Linked DNA regions of Mus musculus: region 1 is linked to region 2. Evidence: chromatin loops called from intact Hi-C (ENCODE). Cell type or tissue: heart. All regions are shown on one strand.

Region 1 (8,000 bases), 110 kb after region 2:
TCAGGAATCTGGTTGAAGCCTTGTGAGATGGTTAGGTAAAGGGATTCCTCAGTAGAATTTCTTAAATTGGTGTGAAAAGTTTTGGTTCCTGAGTAACCCGAAGATGATACTATGAGGAATTCAAAATGCCTTGGTTTTGATCCCAATGGGTCAGAATATCTGCTTTGTCATTTAGTAGACAGCTACAGATTTTGAAGTAGGAAAAGAACAAGAGTCCAGTGGCCTTGACAGGATCCTAGGCAGTTTATGAAACTTCAATCATTTGAGATTGTGGAGTAGGGTCCAATGCTGTTCTCAGAGATGCCTTTCTTCAGACAGTGTTGACAATATAAACAAAACAAAATCCCCTGGTCCAAATTTACTATGTGTCTCTGAAGAATAAACTGCAGAAATGAACTGTACATTTATGGAATAAACCTGGCCTTTGTTGTGATAAAATAGCTTCAGTTATTTGGCTTGAAGACTCTTGACTGCACTATAAAGGGCTGTGCTGAATCTGGGCAGAGTAGGACAGGAGTGGAGGTAAAGGCCACATCATGATGGCTGAATGCTTCTTGGGTCACAGTGGTCCACTGGAATGGTGTCTTCTTCAGTAGTAAGGTGGAAGGAATCACCATGGACAAAAATCCAAGTACCAGGTCTGTAGGCTGATGGAGTAGCAGAAGGAAGGTCATTGGCAGGTCCAGGTGAACATTCAGCAATCAGGAGGCACGGGACTAGAAGGGGCAGGGAAAAAACAGGTAAGGTAACAAACACATGGAATTATAAACAGAGGAGTCTAACACTGGGATGGGGGTCTGCTGTCAGCATATCTACTGTGTGATAGGTATTCACAAGCCTGGCTTAGATGGTGATAAGAGAAATTGCTAAAAGAGAGGATTTGCAAAAGAGTAAAAGCTGGATGAACAAATGCAAAAAGTTCCCTGGCAAAGTTAACTGTCTCAGGGATGCAACAAATAGAAAATGCCTTAAGAGTGCTACACCGGGGCATTAATGTGTGCTCATATATATATATCATAATGGGGGTTTCTAGTCCTACAACTATTAGGTTGGACATTATAGTTGGTAGGGAGGAAAAGTTTTCACAATTGGCACACACACAAAAAAATGATATCTAGGTAATATATTAATTTTTCCTTTAACTTTCCTGGTGCCATCTTAATGCTCTTGTCCTTTAAACACTGCCCTAACTTTTACATTAACAAGTTCTATTTTGAGCAAGACAGTATATTGCCTTGGTTGGTCCCCATTCTCAACTATAACAATTTGATTCAGTTTCTTTTTAGGTCATACGGTTTCCTAGTTTTTTTTTTTTTTTTTTAAATCTAGGATTAAGAAAACATGAAATCTAATCAACTCATATATCTAGAGTAATGTTAATTATAATGTAGCAATTATACATACACTGAGGATTAAGGGTCCCTGCTTTTCAAAAGGCTTCACTAGAAATGATGGTATTTTTGGGCAAAGATACATAAAACCAAGACTCTTTCAGTGTTTGCTATATGGAAAACAAACAAACAAATAACCAAATGCATGTGATGAACCAGACTCTGCATATAAGAGATTAAAGTTATCCTAAAGATGTTCTTTTTAATATTAAGAGAGTTACAGGGTTAGAGAGCATCTTAGTTTTATGAAATTGCAGAGATCTGCCAGGTGAAGAATCACAGAAGTGCATTTCCAGGGTAGAGAGTATGAATAGCAAAAGTGCAGAAATGAAAAGGCATTTTGGAAAATGGCAAGTACCGTAGTTCACTTTGGATGGAGTGTTGTCAGTTTGCACTGAGGTTCTGGACAGAAACTTGGATCTTCAAGTTCCCAGTGACAGTGCTGGTGGCAGTGCTTGGTGAGTCGTGTCTCTCTTTTCTCACGGCAAGATCAACAGTTCCAAAATTGAATACAAAACGTCCACCTCCAGAGTTCCTGTCATATCTTGACAAGCTCTTCTGGGTCACAGGTCCAGTTCTTGAAAATCTGGGAGCCTGGAGTCCATGGTGGCAGCTACACTGAAAATGGAATCCACTCCAACTACTGCATGTACTTTATGAACCTCCAATCCTGGACATCTGTGTTTTGTCATGGAATTTCAAGCTTTTAAGTTCCAGTTGATTTTATTTTTTCTCCTTCTCCAGAGGAAAGCCTTTTAACACCACAGTCTTAAAGAGTCTTTTGAGGTACATCCAGATTTAATTACAAAAGAGCTAAGACCAACAGAGTTTTTCTTCAAAACAGTCATTTCTCTTGAAAGGAAACCATTTGTCTCTGGCCCTTTGGTAAAGGGAATAAGTCAACTTATTTTTTTAGACATTTGAATAAAATATCAGAATTGGTAACATCTAATCATACAAAATACACTTAAATATGTTTGTGTTCACTTGCTTAGAGAGCTGTACCACTTAATAAGCACCACTCCACAAAACAAAAATGTTTGAAACCCAACTGTTCAAACATTTTAATAGTGTTTGCTGGATAATGGCCTGGAATTTGATAAAAGCAGCTGACAATAAACAAACAAACAAACGGCATTTTGGCCATTCAGTCTCACATTTGCAAGCAATTAGAATACAAGGCTGGTTAGGAAAAAGTTAAGCTTCAAAATGATTCCAAATATCTGATTTTGTGTCCCAGCCAGAGTCCAACAAAGTTTTTTCAAAAACTTTAGCCTTCAATTTAAAAAACAAAACAAAAAACCCCCCCAAAAAAAAAAAAAAAAAAAAAAAAAAAAAAACCCCAAACATTTTCAGGAATCCAACGCCTGGTTCAGTCTGTTCCAAGTAGCCCTCTTGCTAAAAATCCATGTGCACTATTAACTGGTTTTGGCAGCACCATTTAAAAATAATCCTGTTCACTATCAACCACGAAAACCAGGGATATAAAATAGGAGCAAATAATGGGTGTCAATCATGGTTGTAAAAAAATAGTTAACGAGAGAAAAGTAGTCAGGCACCAGTACGAGCAGCAGAAAACAATCGCTGGGCCAGAGATTACACTTCTTGTTACTCGAGGACACATTCACTCCTAATTGTAGCTGCTTTCTAGTGGGTGCCATTGTACCATAGGCATCAGCCACCCTTCAGGCACCCTATGGTGAAAGGAAAGGGCTTTGACTAAAAGCCAAGCAGTGAAGTGATGGTACCTGAAACAGCCATTATGCAGTAAGAAGCAGCTCACATATACCAGGGACTCAAATGGGGGCTTCATATTGGTTGTGAAGGGTCCCAGATGACATGTAGGCCTCAGTTTCCTCCCGGTGGCAAAAACTGTTCTAAACTCTTCTGGGTCATAGCCCCCTTTGAAAACTCGCTACTGAAGGATCTACTCATCCCCCTAGAAAACACTTTCCCACGTGTTTCTGTACAGAAGAAGTTCAGGGAACCTTCCCATCTCCAACTCCAATAAAAGGTTCCCGAATTTAATTTCAGGGAATGAGCAATTGTTATGACTTCTTGCAACTCAAAGGAAAAAAAAACAATAATCATCTTTCTGTAAACCGACACTTTTGAAGAGAGCTTCCAATTCCATACACACACTGATAGGCAGAGGAGGAAACTGAGGCGCAGACAGATTACAGAGTGACTTGCCTAAGGTCACTCGGCCAGCGAGTGGCTAGGCCCGGAAGCAAACCCAGATCTTCCGACTCCGGAGCTCGAATCCCCACCCCGGAGCTGCCGCCAGCGCTCTCGCTCCCCACTAAGGTGGCATAAGTAGGAAAAGGCAAAGGAGGAAGCCCACCACCAACCATCCTCCAGCTCCCTCTTGACCCTCCAACTGGGTCCTAGCAGGCCCCGAGGGGTGGCGCCAGGCCTCCAGGCCAGCCCCGGCCACCCCAGCTTCCCCCGCCGCCTCCCCGGGAGCGGGGCGGAGTTGCCCGCCGCCGCCAACCACCCGGACGACCCCTCGTCGGATCGCAAAAGCATAGGCCGCCGCCCGAGTTCTGCGTACGAGAAGAAAGACGCGGCGCGAGCGCCAACGGCCACCGGGCGCGCGCCGCGGCGGCCGGGCCTGCGCCCCAAGAGCTGGATGCCAGAGCAGGAGAAAGAGCCGCCAACCGATCGCTCGATCGACCGCACGCCCGCTCCTTCGCCCTACCAGACCGGGGAGGGGGGGAGGGCGCGCCAGGGCTTCTTCGAGTTAGGGGCCTGACTCCCCGGCGACAAGACAAGATGGCTCCTCCGCTCTGCTCTGCAGCTACCGTCCCGGCTGCGTCTCTCGGCCCGCCCCCGGTACTGTTCCTTTAAATGGCCGAGAGGGGTCAGGAAAGCAGGAAGAGAGGCGCGCGCCCTCACGTGATGGGGGCGGACCGGCCAAACAAGATCCGGTCACGTGGACCGACGTCGCTCGCCAATCAGAAGGTGGAGTCTCAGGGCGGGGGCGGGAAGACTTCGAGCTCTGTGATTGGCCGAAGGTGCGCTGGAGGCCTCGGCGGCCGGGCCGTCGGGAGTGAGCGAGGTGATTCGCGCTGCGTGCGCTTACGGAGACAAAGCGGTGGCTGAGGTAGCGGTGGCGCGGGCAGCACCGGCCGCAAAGCCGTACTGAACGCTGAATCTCGTGACGCCCAGCCTGTCATCGTCTGTTGAGGCGCGGCGTGTCGTGTCGTGTCGCGGCGCGGGCGGGCGGCGGCGGCGGCGGCGGCAGCGGCAGCGGAGGCAGCACATGGTTCCAAGAGCGCGCTGCGGTGGTTGAGTTCCAATTCCACGGGGAGGGACAAAGGCATCTGCGAGCTGCAGGCAACGCCCGATCGGATCTGGTGGTGCACTCGCCACTTTCCTCTGTTCTCCCAGGCTCTGGGACTAACTCCTGTCTGTCGGTAGCGAGGAGGTGGCCACAGGACCCAGGCCTGGGAAGGCCCGAGGGCCCGAGGCCATCTTCTGAAGGGTGTGGGGGAAGGGCGCACCTGAGGTGATTCGGGAGGGTAGGTTGTGAGGTGTTTCTGTGGGCCACTGTGAGTAATTTCACCCACAACCTGTGGTGATTGTGGCATAATAGCAAGCTGTGTTTGGGCGGGGTTTGGGAAAAGAAATCTGTCAGTCAGCACCAAGGACCTTTCTGTTGGAAAGCGGTGAAGCCAGAAGTAGCCTCCACTCCACTGCACTGTCCAGTAGAGCACTCTTTTGAGGAGCCTGGTGTCTTCGGTGGTGACAAAGTCTTCGGTGGTAATGAAGTAGGTGAACCGTCAGAAGTAGGTCAATTTCCTGAATTTAGGAGAACAGAAAAGGACTTGAACGTGAAGTTGAAGCTGTAAACCTCCAAGTTTGAAGACCATTCAGAACCGTTCACTTTTGATGTGCGTCGGAATTGTGTGAAGAAAGCTTGACCCCCCGGAGCACTTAAGGACAGTAGGTTTCGAATATAGTTCTTTCCAAAGTATTACATCAGAGTCATTGAAATACTTAAATCACTCGCAGTTTTAAATATCTGCCTGTATTTTGAATAGATACTAGGGAAATTTTTTTTTTATGTGTCACTAAGAAGCACAAATTTACCCTTTACTGATCAGAATCCTGGGGAAATCGATTTCACTATATGTACTTTCCTGTTAACCGGCAAAGACTGAAGACTCATTGCTGTCATGGCCTTCACCAATTACAGCAGTCTCAACCGAGCTCAACTAACCTTTGAATATCTCCACACAAATTCGTAAGTATCTTGTTAGGTGCCACTGAGGTAACCAGTAACTCCTCCTTGATGTTAATATGGAAATCCTTTCTCCAGAAAATTTTGCTTTTTTATTCTTTGGCTTGTGTCATTGGAGTAAGATGTATCACTGGATGTCTTGAGCTCTGTATTGAAGAACTGAGATCAGTGAATTATTTGTTGGTAATCTAGAAGAAAATGATTTCACTTACTGGATCAAAAATTTCAAAATACAAACTTTATATCATATTGAGTTGTTTCATCCAAGTGTTTAATAGGAATCCAGCAAAACTGCTCTTTGGATCATCAAAATTTGGACCATCTAGTATCAACTGTTGCACATCTTTAGTAACATCCTAGACAATTGGGTTTATAACAAGTGTTTCTAACAACAGCAACAACCACAAGATGATGATGACAAAAATGACCAACTTGGAAGAAGAAAGCATTTGTTAATTTTCAGCAAACAATTGGTTTTGTCATTTTGGCAAATTGGCTGTAAATCCAATGTAGTTTATATATGCTAAGGAAGAGTGGAAGTTTCTTTAAAGGCCTTGATTTAGGTAGTCTTTTTCCAAAGTATGTGAAATCACAGAAGGATGCTGTGTTCATGGTCTTGAGTAAGTGAAGAGATTAACATCATTACCATTTGGTATGGAATATTTTAGGGTTTGTGTATTTGTTTAGTTAATTAGTTTGGAAACAGGGTCTTTCTACCTAGCCCAGCCAGGCCTGAACCAGACCAGGCTAGTCTGGAACTCAGAGATCTGCCTGCCTCTGCCTCCTAAGTGCTAGAATTATAGGTGTGTGCCACCAAGCCCTTCATTAGGTTATCTTGCCAAAATCTAATCTTTCCATTCACCTCCTAAATGCTGGGATTATAGGTGTATGCTACCAAGCCCTTCATTAAGTTATCTTGTCGGAGTCTAATCTTTCAGTTCACCTGTTACTTTTGGGTTCAAGGTAAGTATTAGAGTATTTGGATAAGGAGGTAAAGAAAACCTAGATGAATAAATGGTCCAGTTAGAAAAAACATCTGCAGAGTAGAGACCATAGACTTCAGGTATCTCATAATAGTACAGTAATTTTCTAGTCTTTTGTGATTCCATGATACTTAAAAAAAACTTTTGAATAGTAAATTTTTCTGAGCAGTGATTTGTTCAATGCCAAGAGGTTTAATTTTGCATTATTTAGGAAGGTTTTTGGTTTGTTTGTTTCTTCCTTCCTTTCTTTTAATTGAGGTAGATCACAGAGAGAGATGGTACCACAGAGATTACCTTGGATACAGATTATGAATCTGGAACCTAGGTCACTGATCAAAGATGCTAGCACAGCCTTTGGCCACACTTTCGATATTCTTTATATTTGAGCTACATATTAAGAATAAGCAGATGAAGAGACTTAAATGTTCATGGCTGCGTGTGTTCTATAAAGGGGTCAGATTTGAATTTTGACCTGGCAGAGCAAATTTGGAATTATAAATATACTGAAACTTGGATGACCCTGAACTGGCCTTCAAAAATCTGTCTTGTTCCAGCATCACTATAGACTTTGTGCAATAACAGTAATATCAGCAATTCATTGCTTCCACTACTTACTGTTTTAAATATAAAGTAATTTCTAAGACAAATCTATAGGTTTAGAATTATTCTTGTCTTGCATTTGAGAAACCCGAGGCTCAAAGAAATTAAAGGCTTACAGAGAGGCAGCTGGAGAGGCAAGTTAAAGGTATCCAGATTTAAGACAGTATGAAGCATTTGGCTACAGTGCTTAATTTTAACCTACTATTGACCATTACTTTGAAGGTTTTGTTTTTCTGTCTGTAAGGCAGAGAATTTAACTTCCTGATTTATTATTTTGGTTTATTTTATTAAACTTCTAAGTATAATTTCTCCCTTTGTTATTGTACACATTATTAACAGTTTATGAACATTGCCAAAGCAAGGAAGTAAACTGAGTTACTTGAATAAAGTGATGTTGGAAAATTTTCTGTGAATTTTATCCATGTTGAATTGAAATTAGTGCTTGCTTCAACATAGAAGGATTGGCATATCATTTTGGAAATTTTGGAATTTCTTACCTGGACCACAAATTTGAATTTTGAAATATTTCTACTATGAATGTGTCTTGTTTTACTTGAAGAAAACACTAACTGTACAACACCACAATGAGGGTGTTTTTCTTTTAGTCAGAGCTTAACTGTAGCCCAGGCTGGCTTTGAACCTCATACCCTCAACCTCTTAAGTGCTGGGATTTCTGGTGTGGGCCATTGTTAAGTTTTTTTTTTGTTTTTTTTTTTGTTTTTTTTGTTGTTGTTGTTTTTGTCATTATGACTTGATGGGAAGTTCATTCTTAGAGAAAAA
Region 2 (8,000 bases):
GCCATGCAAAGCAGAGGGGCTGGGCATGGCTTCCCGCGGGCACACCTGCATAAGGAAGGCTGGTCAGTGCCAAAGGTGGTTTAACAAGGACCAGAGTCTAATGCCAGTGATTGGCCATAACAGGAAATTTGCTGGGGACTCCCATTCCTAAAGGACCCTCCAACCCGGAACTCTAGCTTCAATCTAGCTAATCAGACAGTACAGTTGTGCAGAACTAGGCAGATAGCGTACTCTGCTGGCCATCCGTGGAAATGGTATGTTCTTAAAGTCTCATGCTATCTGAAGAATAGAGAGGACACTGAACACTACTTAGAGGGGCCTGACAGGCACTCCCTGGAGAGCCAAGGTAAGGATGGCAGCTGTCTGGAAGGTAAGGACAGCATGGGATATGTTTAAGCAAGGGCGGTACCAGGACTAGATTTGCATTTCCAGGAGATGATCCTTCTGACTGCTGAGCACAGGCTGGGGGGTGGGGGTAGGGGTAGGGGTACGGGTAGGGGTAGGGGTAGGGGTGGAGGTAAGAGACGCCAGTGTAAACATGAGAATAGCATGGGCAAAGGAACAACAACTTGAAGGCTAGCTTTGAGAGAAAAACCAGAGTTGAAGGTCTGAAGTGGAAGGCATACAGCTGGAATTGCCTAAGTATAACAAATGAGCCCTGGGGTTTCCTCAAACACTGGCCAGGGGCCAGCTCCCAGTCAAATGACGGCAGAGCAAAGGCACACAGGTACTATGCCCTGAATTACTGGCATCAGGAGGCATCAGCCACTGGGTGGTCCTCCCTTCACGCCCATACTCCTTACCTTACCAGGGTCCAATGTGTGTGCTGCCTGCCTCCTGCTGTCCTCTCGGGGGCCACTACTGGGAAGTCTACTGCACAGTCTCCCAGCCAAGGTGGCAGCTGGAAGGACAGGGCAAGGCAAGTGTCAGGAAGTGATGTGAGATATGAGATGCAGGGCAAGGGTGAGTCTACAGAGGGCAGGCACCTACCCTTAATCTCCTGAGCTCGCACTCGGCGGATGGCAGCTCTGATCAGCTTGCGCTCCTCATATTCACCGGCACTCCGAAGCTGTGGGTGACAGGAGGGCCACAGGGGTTGCATGCCGGAATCCAGGTAGGTCTTCACCCATCCCTTGCCTGCCCTGAGCCTTACCAGTGTGGTCAACTCCTCGACATCATTCATGGACTCCAGTCTCCCTGCCAATCGTGCGAGGGCGGCCTGCTGTTCAGCTTCTCGCTGTTGAGAGCTGCAGAGACATAGTGAGTGTGACCACCATTGAATGACAGGGTCTGGAGGATGTGGGCTCAAGGAAAGGGTCAGGGTCTGAGGCCTGAACACTGGCAGAGAGACATGGAGCTATCTATGTAGAACCTCTGAGCAAGCATCAATATCAATATATATCAATATCTCTATCCATCCATCCATCCATCCATCCATCCATCCATCCATGCATGCCTGGCATCCGTCCATCCATCCATCCATTCATCCATCTATCCATCCATCCTTGCATCTACACATGCCTGGCATGCATGCATGCATGCATCCATCCACACATGCCTGGCATCCATCTATCCATCCATCCATCTACACATCCTTGGACACAGGCACAAGTTACGCACTCTGCACAGCCACAGCTGGTACTGGCTCCCTACCCACACATAGCCCTGTGCATTCCAATGCTCACGGCTCACAGACACACCTGCCTCAGTATGAGCTGATCCTTGGCACATCTGCACTCGAAAACCCAAGCCCCCTCTGCCACTCACTGTAGCCAGTTCTCCTTGTTGTCTTGCCGCTCAGCACGGAAACGTTTGGACGCCAGAGCCTCCTCTTCTCGTTCCAGCTCCTGTCGCTGCAGCTCCCGGATGGCTGAGCGGATCCGCCGCCGTTCTGCCAGATCTGCAGTGACCTCCAGCTGCAATGTAGGTGGGAGTAAGGGGTGGGCATTCTGTCAGGGGCAAAGGACTGGCACCAACTGCCCACAGCTCTGCCAGGGGCACAATGGATGGCTTGTCTCCAGTCTCTCTACCCTAAGCCTTCCACGTGCCTGCCTCCCACTCAGGGTTTTTAGGGGCAACCTCGCTCATGACACCAAAGATCCTGAGAAGCCCACTGTGCAGTGTGATGCCGAGGGCCCCCTTCTGTGAGTGCACAGCCTGTAGCCACCGACCCAAGCCAGGTGCCAAGCAGCCAGGCACTCCTTTGTGGGACTTGACATCTGCTCTCCGGGGGCTTTCATTAACCCTTTAGACCAGGGAGCCACAGCAGGAAGAGTGTAGTCACCCTTCTTCTCTGAGCTACCGACAAGAGTCCAAGGAACGAGAAGGGTGATTCAGGTAGCTGAAGTCTGACTAGGTGATCTACCTAGTCAGAGTAGCAGGGCCCTGCCGGGAAAGATGTGAGACAGGGAATCTGAGGCAGTAGCCTAGCTCCCTGCTTGGCAGTGAGTTACCTTTCCCCTTTTACTGACTATGGCCTAGTCCTAGCCACCATGGAAGAAGTCAAGACCTAGGGTGGGAAGGGCTAGACCCCTAGTGAGTGACCCAAAGTGTCAGACCCAGCACTAAATCCCATTTGCCACTTGCTTGGTTTTTTGAGACAGGGTTTCTCTGTGTAGCCCAGGCTGTTCTGGAACTTGCTCTGTAGACCATGCTGGCCTAGAACCCAGAGACCTGCCTGCCTCTGCCTTCCAAATGCTTGGAGTTAAGGGACGGACACACCATCTCAGCCAGCTTCTACCGTCCTCCCTTCAAGGTTTAGTTTTATTCATGTGTTTGCATGTATCTGTATGAGTGGATGCCATGTGCACATGGGTGACTGTGGAGGCCAGAAGAGGGCATCAGGTCTCTGGAGCCAGAGTTACCAAGTGCTGGGACTTTCGGAAGAGGAGCTAAGGCTCTTAATTAACTGATGGTCCCATCCAGACCTACTCTTGATACATTACTTTGATACATCATTTTTATCTGATAAGAGGGAATTGAGTGTCTTGTTTATGGCTTGCCTGAGACAAGATAGCTGTGGTGTTGAGGGCTCTCTGTCATGGTGGGGAACTTTGAGGTCCTGTACCAGAGCCCCCTTTAGCCTGCTCTAGAAATGTCAAAGTCAAAGGAAACCTTATTACAACCAAGAGATCTATGCTCACTTCTCACAGAACATGTGGAGATCGGTGGCCTGAGGAGACAGCTGGTCCAGACTGGTCCGGAGGGTCAAGATCCAGAGATACAATGACTTTGTCTCATGGGTCCTCATTTCCAACCCCCAGGAAAAAAAATACAAGATAGGAACTTGGCCATTTCTACAACCCCTGGGTACCTCAGTGTCTCCATTTGGAAATTTGGATCCTCCTAATGAATTCTCTAAGTGGAAGGGGGTGGCTGGGCCTCACTCTGCTGGCCACTCCCTGGCATCCTTCCTTTTGGGACTGTGGGCAAAGCTCTGACAAGTGTCCCTGCTGTGTCCTGTGTTCCACGCCCTCTCAAACACCAAAGGTCAGACCACAGTGTTTCTACTGTGTCTAGAGTTCCTCACCCTCTCGGTCACCCCCACTGTGTGTGGAGGGGACTGCGGGAGGGAGGGAAGGAAATACAAAGAACTATTGTCCGCCAGGGGGAAGGGGATGGTTTCCGAAACTGCCTAGTGAAATTCTCCTGGGAGGAAAGAGGGTGCTTCCTCCTCCGGTGGGAGGATGGAGGGGGAGGGGACTGAGGCTCGGGTGCTTTCTACTCCGGCTGCTGGGGGGCATCTATTCAACCCAACGTTCCTAGTTTCAGGCTCTCCCTCCTGCACAAAAAGTGATTCTCCTGTAGTTCCTCCCTCAGTCCCAGACCAGAGCTGCCCCCTGTGTTGATAGCAATTGGGGAAATGCCTCGCCAGGGGGCGCTAAAAGCCCGCAGGCTGCAGCCACCAGCACAGGGCTCACTCACGCCCCACCCACCCAGTCTCCAGCCGGGCGTCCCAGCTAGGAGCCAGGCAGGAAACCCTCCGCCACCGCCGGCTTTAACGTCCCATCTGCAAAGGAAGGGAGGTTCACAGCACCTAAGCTGCTTCCCTAGGTCACCCGGACGGGAGGTGGCAGACGTGCAAACACGTGGCAGGGGGCACAGGCAGCGTGCCTGTCCTTAGGTGCCCCTGTCCCGTGCAGCCCACCACCCCGTCCTCAGGAATGTGCGGGAGCGGGACCGGAAGCAACTGCGGCTCCCCCAGTCAGCTGGGCACAGCTTTCCCATATAAGGCCGGGCCCCACGGGGAGGAGCCGGGCCCGGGACCGTTCCTGCCACGAAGCCGGAGGGTGGGACCCTCACAGCTCCAGGCACAGCAATGGCGCGCACGGGCGCGGTGAAGCCCGGGGCTGGAGTGGGCCTGGGGCCGTGGAGACGAGACAGGGTTGGGTCTCCCTTGTCCTTTGCTCCCAGGCCCGGGGCTGGGAGGAAGCACGTCCGGCAACTACTGCTTCTGTTTCTCCTCTAACAGCACGTTTCCCAGCTTCCAAACCTTGCATGAATGGGGTCTGATGGGAGTGCGTGAACACTCAGCGTGGCTTTTCCTATGGAAAACATGAAGACTCTGACTTGAGGGACGGCGAAGGTGACCGGTGGGCATCTTTGGAGACCCAATCCCATCTCCTGGCAGCAGAGAGCCTGGAGTGGCTGCCCTTGGCAGTGGTGCAGGATGAGGTTAAGGTTCTTGCCCCAGGACACACAGGCCAACCTCATAGGAGAGGTCAAGGCAATTAGACCAAGTGGCTCAAGCCTCTGCCTCTAGGGGAAAGGATTGGTGGTGGTATGGGTCACTTGTAAGGAAAGTAAAGTCTATATAATTTTTTGCCCTTGACAGAGAGCAGGGTCTGGTTGGTGGGGCTGTGGCCCCTCTCCCCACGGCCTACAGCAGGGCCTTGCTGGTGGACGCATATTACTGCTCTGCTGTGTTGGCCCACTGCCTCTGTGTATGGGAGGAGGAAGACCTTGAGTGGAGTGGACCAACCCAGTCTCTATCCCAAAGTCAGGTCCATACCAATTCACCCCTTTCTAACGCTGGCAACCTATATTTTGTATCACACCCCCCACACCACCCCTTTTCTTTTACAAGAAGCCAAAGCTTAAAGTAGAAAATGACAGACAAGACATCACAGAACCCATTAGGACCCACATTCTATCTCTCTACAGGTTCTTCTAGCCTTTCCCATGACTCTGGGTATCCCAAGACTTCCCCCCACCCCCGGAGTTTGGACCCTAATAAAGCTTTTAGCCTGGAGCGTTTGGGTATGTGGTTTCCCCACACAGAGGGGCAGTATGCGGGTGCTGCATCTGTGACCTGTCAGATACTGTGCTCAGCACCCAGCAGTTGTTCTCTGGTTTGTTACTCATTGCTGCCCATTATCACTGGGCAGGCCTACAGGAGTGGGCAGTGCCCATGCTGCTAGGAAGAGGCAGATCCAGCCTTCCCACACCTATAGCAGCCCATGGGTGAGTCCCAGCAGTTACTGTTTAAACAAGAGATGACAGTTGGGGGTGGGTAGGTACCAGGTCTCAGCACCTGACATGGACAGGAACATGCCACAAGAGCCTCTGGAGCAGCCAAATGGAACCAACCTGGCGCTGTTCCCTGAGCCTCTCCTCCAAACCCCTCCCCCTCCTTATGTACTGAGAAGTACATAAGAAGTGGCCTACATCCCTGGGTTGGCCACCCCACAGTACAGTAATAGAGCTACTTATTACCAGTTTTCGGAGGGCTCCTTCATCCAGCCCAGCTAAAGCCTCGTCTGCCATCTTGCTGGCCCCTAATTCCTTCAGTATGTCAGCTCCCGCCAGGTCCTGGTGGCACTCAGAATTCTGCAAAAGGCAGACATGAGTTAGGTTGCTGAAGATTTTGTAGAAATCTCGGTCCCCTGGGGTTTATGCCTCTGTTGCCCTCTTTAGCCCATAAGCGTTCATGTCTTTCCTGTCCTACCCTGACATGTGGCTCCTGGCTGGGAACTGTCCTCTGCCCCAGGGTATTTTGCTGAAGAAAAAAAAAAAAAAAAAACCTCACCAAACCAAGAATAGGTGTTTCTGTTTCAGCCTTACCAGCTTGGCTGCCAGTCTGCCCTGTGGTCTAAGTTGACATCCTGACTAAGCCCCACACAAGAAGGGCCTGTACCTAGATGGAGAAGAGGACTCAGCAAGGCCCACCAAGCCATGCTTACCACCAGGGGGTACACGCCAGTCTCTAGTTACCTGCCATACCCACTCACCTCTAGGGGCCACCGAGCCTGCCCCTCCACCCACCTCCACAAGCTGGGCGTCTGGCTGTGGGCTGAGCCCATATCCAATTCTTACTAAGACTGTCATTCCCACAGGTATGGGAGCTACCTGTGTCTGGCAGTTCTTGGAGCCAGCCTTCAGTTTTGACTCCTTTCCTCCCTGATGTCAGCAGACCTGACCTTGGGGAGCCAGGTGTCCCTCTCTCCCTGTCCATTCACACACTCAGAATTCACTCACAGTTCACTTTCCAACTGGAAGGGCCTTGGGAAGCTGACCCACCCAACCTCTGGACTTCAGGCAAACTGAGAGGATGGGAGATGGTCAAAGATTCATCACAGGGGGTCAGAAAAACTCAGACTCAAAGGGCAGAAAGAACCTAACACAAATCTTGGTGACTTCTGCCTTCTGAAGTCCCCTTCCAAGATGCTGCCCAAGACTCCAGGCTGTTTGTTTCTTGTTCAACCACTGACCGTCAAAATGGATTCCTAAATCTGGTGCCAGTCTCTAGCCCAAATCACTCCTTCCTGGAGTCCCCAGTGTCTCTGGAATTTGTGGTTCCATGGTCTAGCACACCTGGATGTTTTGCTAATGTGGTGACTGAAATGGCCTCTGGACCCCCCACCTCCATTGATTCATCCCGAAATCATCCACTCCCTCTCTACAACAGTCACTTGGTGTGAGTCACCCCATCCGGTGAATGGGTCTGGGGGAGTCCCAGTGCGCACTAGTTGGAGTTGGAAGGCACTGCTAGAGTCTTTACCTCCTAGTCTAGATACTCTGTCTGGGGTAACTACCCCTCCCCAGTGCCCAATCTTAAGTATTGTGGACATGCTATGCTTCTTCATGTTGGGTAAGGGTGTTGTTAGTTCCAAACCTAGGTGATACTCGGGACTGTCTGCTCAGAAATTCCTGCCACTGCTTGCCACCATTCTCATGGCTTCATGCTACAGAGTTTTCAGTCCTGGGGATTGTTAAGGCCCTGCGAGAGATGGGTCAGGATCTGGGAAAGATTCCTCGAGGTATCAGCTCCCTATAGATTAGTGTCTCTGGGGATCGAGAAGCCTCTTCCAAGTCCATAGAGTCTCTTCAAGACTCTTTCCCCAGGGTCTCAGAACTTCAACCATGTGTCTTTGGAGTTCTCGTGATTTGGCTAGGGTTCCCGGACCTGGGAGTTTCAGAATCCCTGTCCAGACATCCAGGTTTCACACCCCCTTCCCCGGACTCATCCGGACTCCTAGAGTAGACCCGAGATCCTCATACCCACCTCTCAGTCCGGCCCGCCGTTCCGGCGCAGTTTCGTGTTAGTTTGGTCGGGACCCGGTAGATGCAGTAGAGACCGGCAGACCGACGGGAGGAGCCGCAGCCCAGGAGCCCAGGCCGGTTCAGCAACGTACCCTGGACTCTGCTGCAGACGCCTGTCCCGCGGCGCCAGCCAGATGGCTGGCTCCGCCCTGCCAAGCTGTCCCAGCCAATTCTCTGTTGAGACACGCCCCTGCTCTGGTCCCATTGGGAAAATTCAATTTTTTAGGACCCGCCCCCAAAAGACTCCAGCCCCTCACTGTACAGGCATGTTGGGTATTGTAGTTTTGGGGACTGCTGTTGCGAGGTCCTAGACATCCTCGGGTGGGCTTCACCAGGATACAGGCTCTAAGCCAAAGTCCGGAATGTGCCACAAACCGGGCAAATAAGTATCTTGGGATCCTGTAAGCCCTGAGCGGTCCTGACAGCCCCTCCCTGCCCTCCTTTTTGTTCTTGAGACC

What was found. Hi-C counts contacts between places; a loop is a spot of excess contacts. Peaks named below come from ENCODE experiments on the same cell type or tissue, not always from the same donor. Only the 100,000 strongest peaks of a DNase experiment are listed, where the experiment ranks them.
Region 1: a loop joins it to region 2, with 3.0 times the contacts of the local background. A loop is called at or near these places in 17 of 42 quality-filtered maps.

What each region holds. Positions count from the first base shown.
Region 1 is chr11:3,644,808-3,652,807 of GRCm38, forward strand. Morc2a (microrchidia 2A) reads left to right here and starts at 4,630. Exons shown (of 27, transcript NM_001159288.2): 1 at 4,630-5,339; 2 at 5,501-5,640. The coding sequence starts at 5,573. Tug1 (taurine upregulated gene 1) reads right to left here and starts at 4,007. Exons shown (of 4, transcript NR_002321.2): 1 at 3,946-4,007; 2 at 1,750-2,271; 3 at 1-716. In heart, a CTCF peak has its summit at 4,249; a DNase peak (open chromatin) is centred at 4,304; H3K4me3 peaks cover 3,397 bases; H3K27ac peaks cover 2,192 bases.
Region 2 is chr11:3,531,608-3,539,607 of GRCm38, forward strand. It overlaps Smtn (smoothelin), which reads right to left and starts at 7,685. Exons shown (of 20, transcript NM_001284427.1): 1 at 7,505-7,685; 2 at 5,716-5,829; 3 at 1,768-1,916; 4 at 1,154-1,247; 5 at 991-1,069; 6 at 804-901. The coding sequence starts at 5,766. It overlaps Gm11946 (a long non-coding RNA gene), which reads left to right and starts at 1,171. Exons shown (of 6, transcript XR_001780145.2): 1 at 1,171-1,260; 2 at 1,845-5,003; 3 at 5,164-8,000. In heart, CTCF peaks have their summits at 235, 2,834 (motif pointing right), 3,860, 7,584 and 1 weaker place; DNase peaks (open chromatin) are centred at 3,964, 4,234, 5,534, 7,714 and 6 weaker places; H3K4me3 peaks cover 4,693 bases; H3K27ac peaks cover 4,420 bases.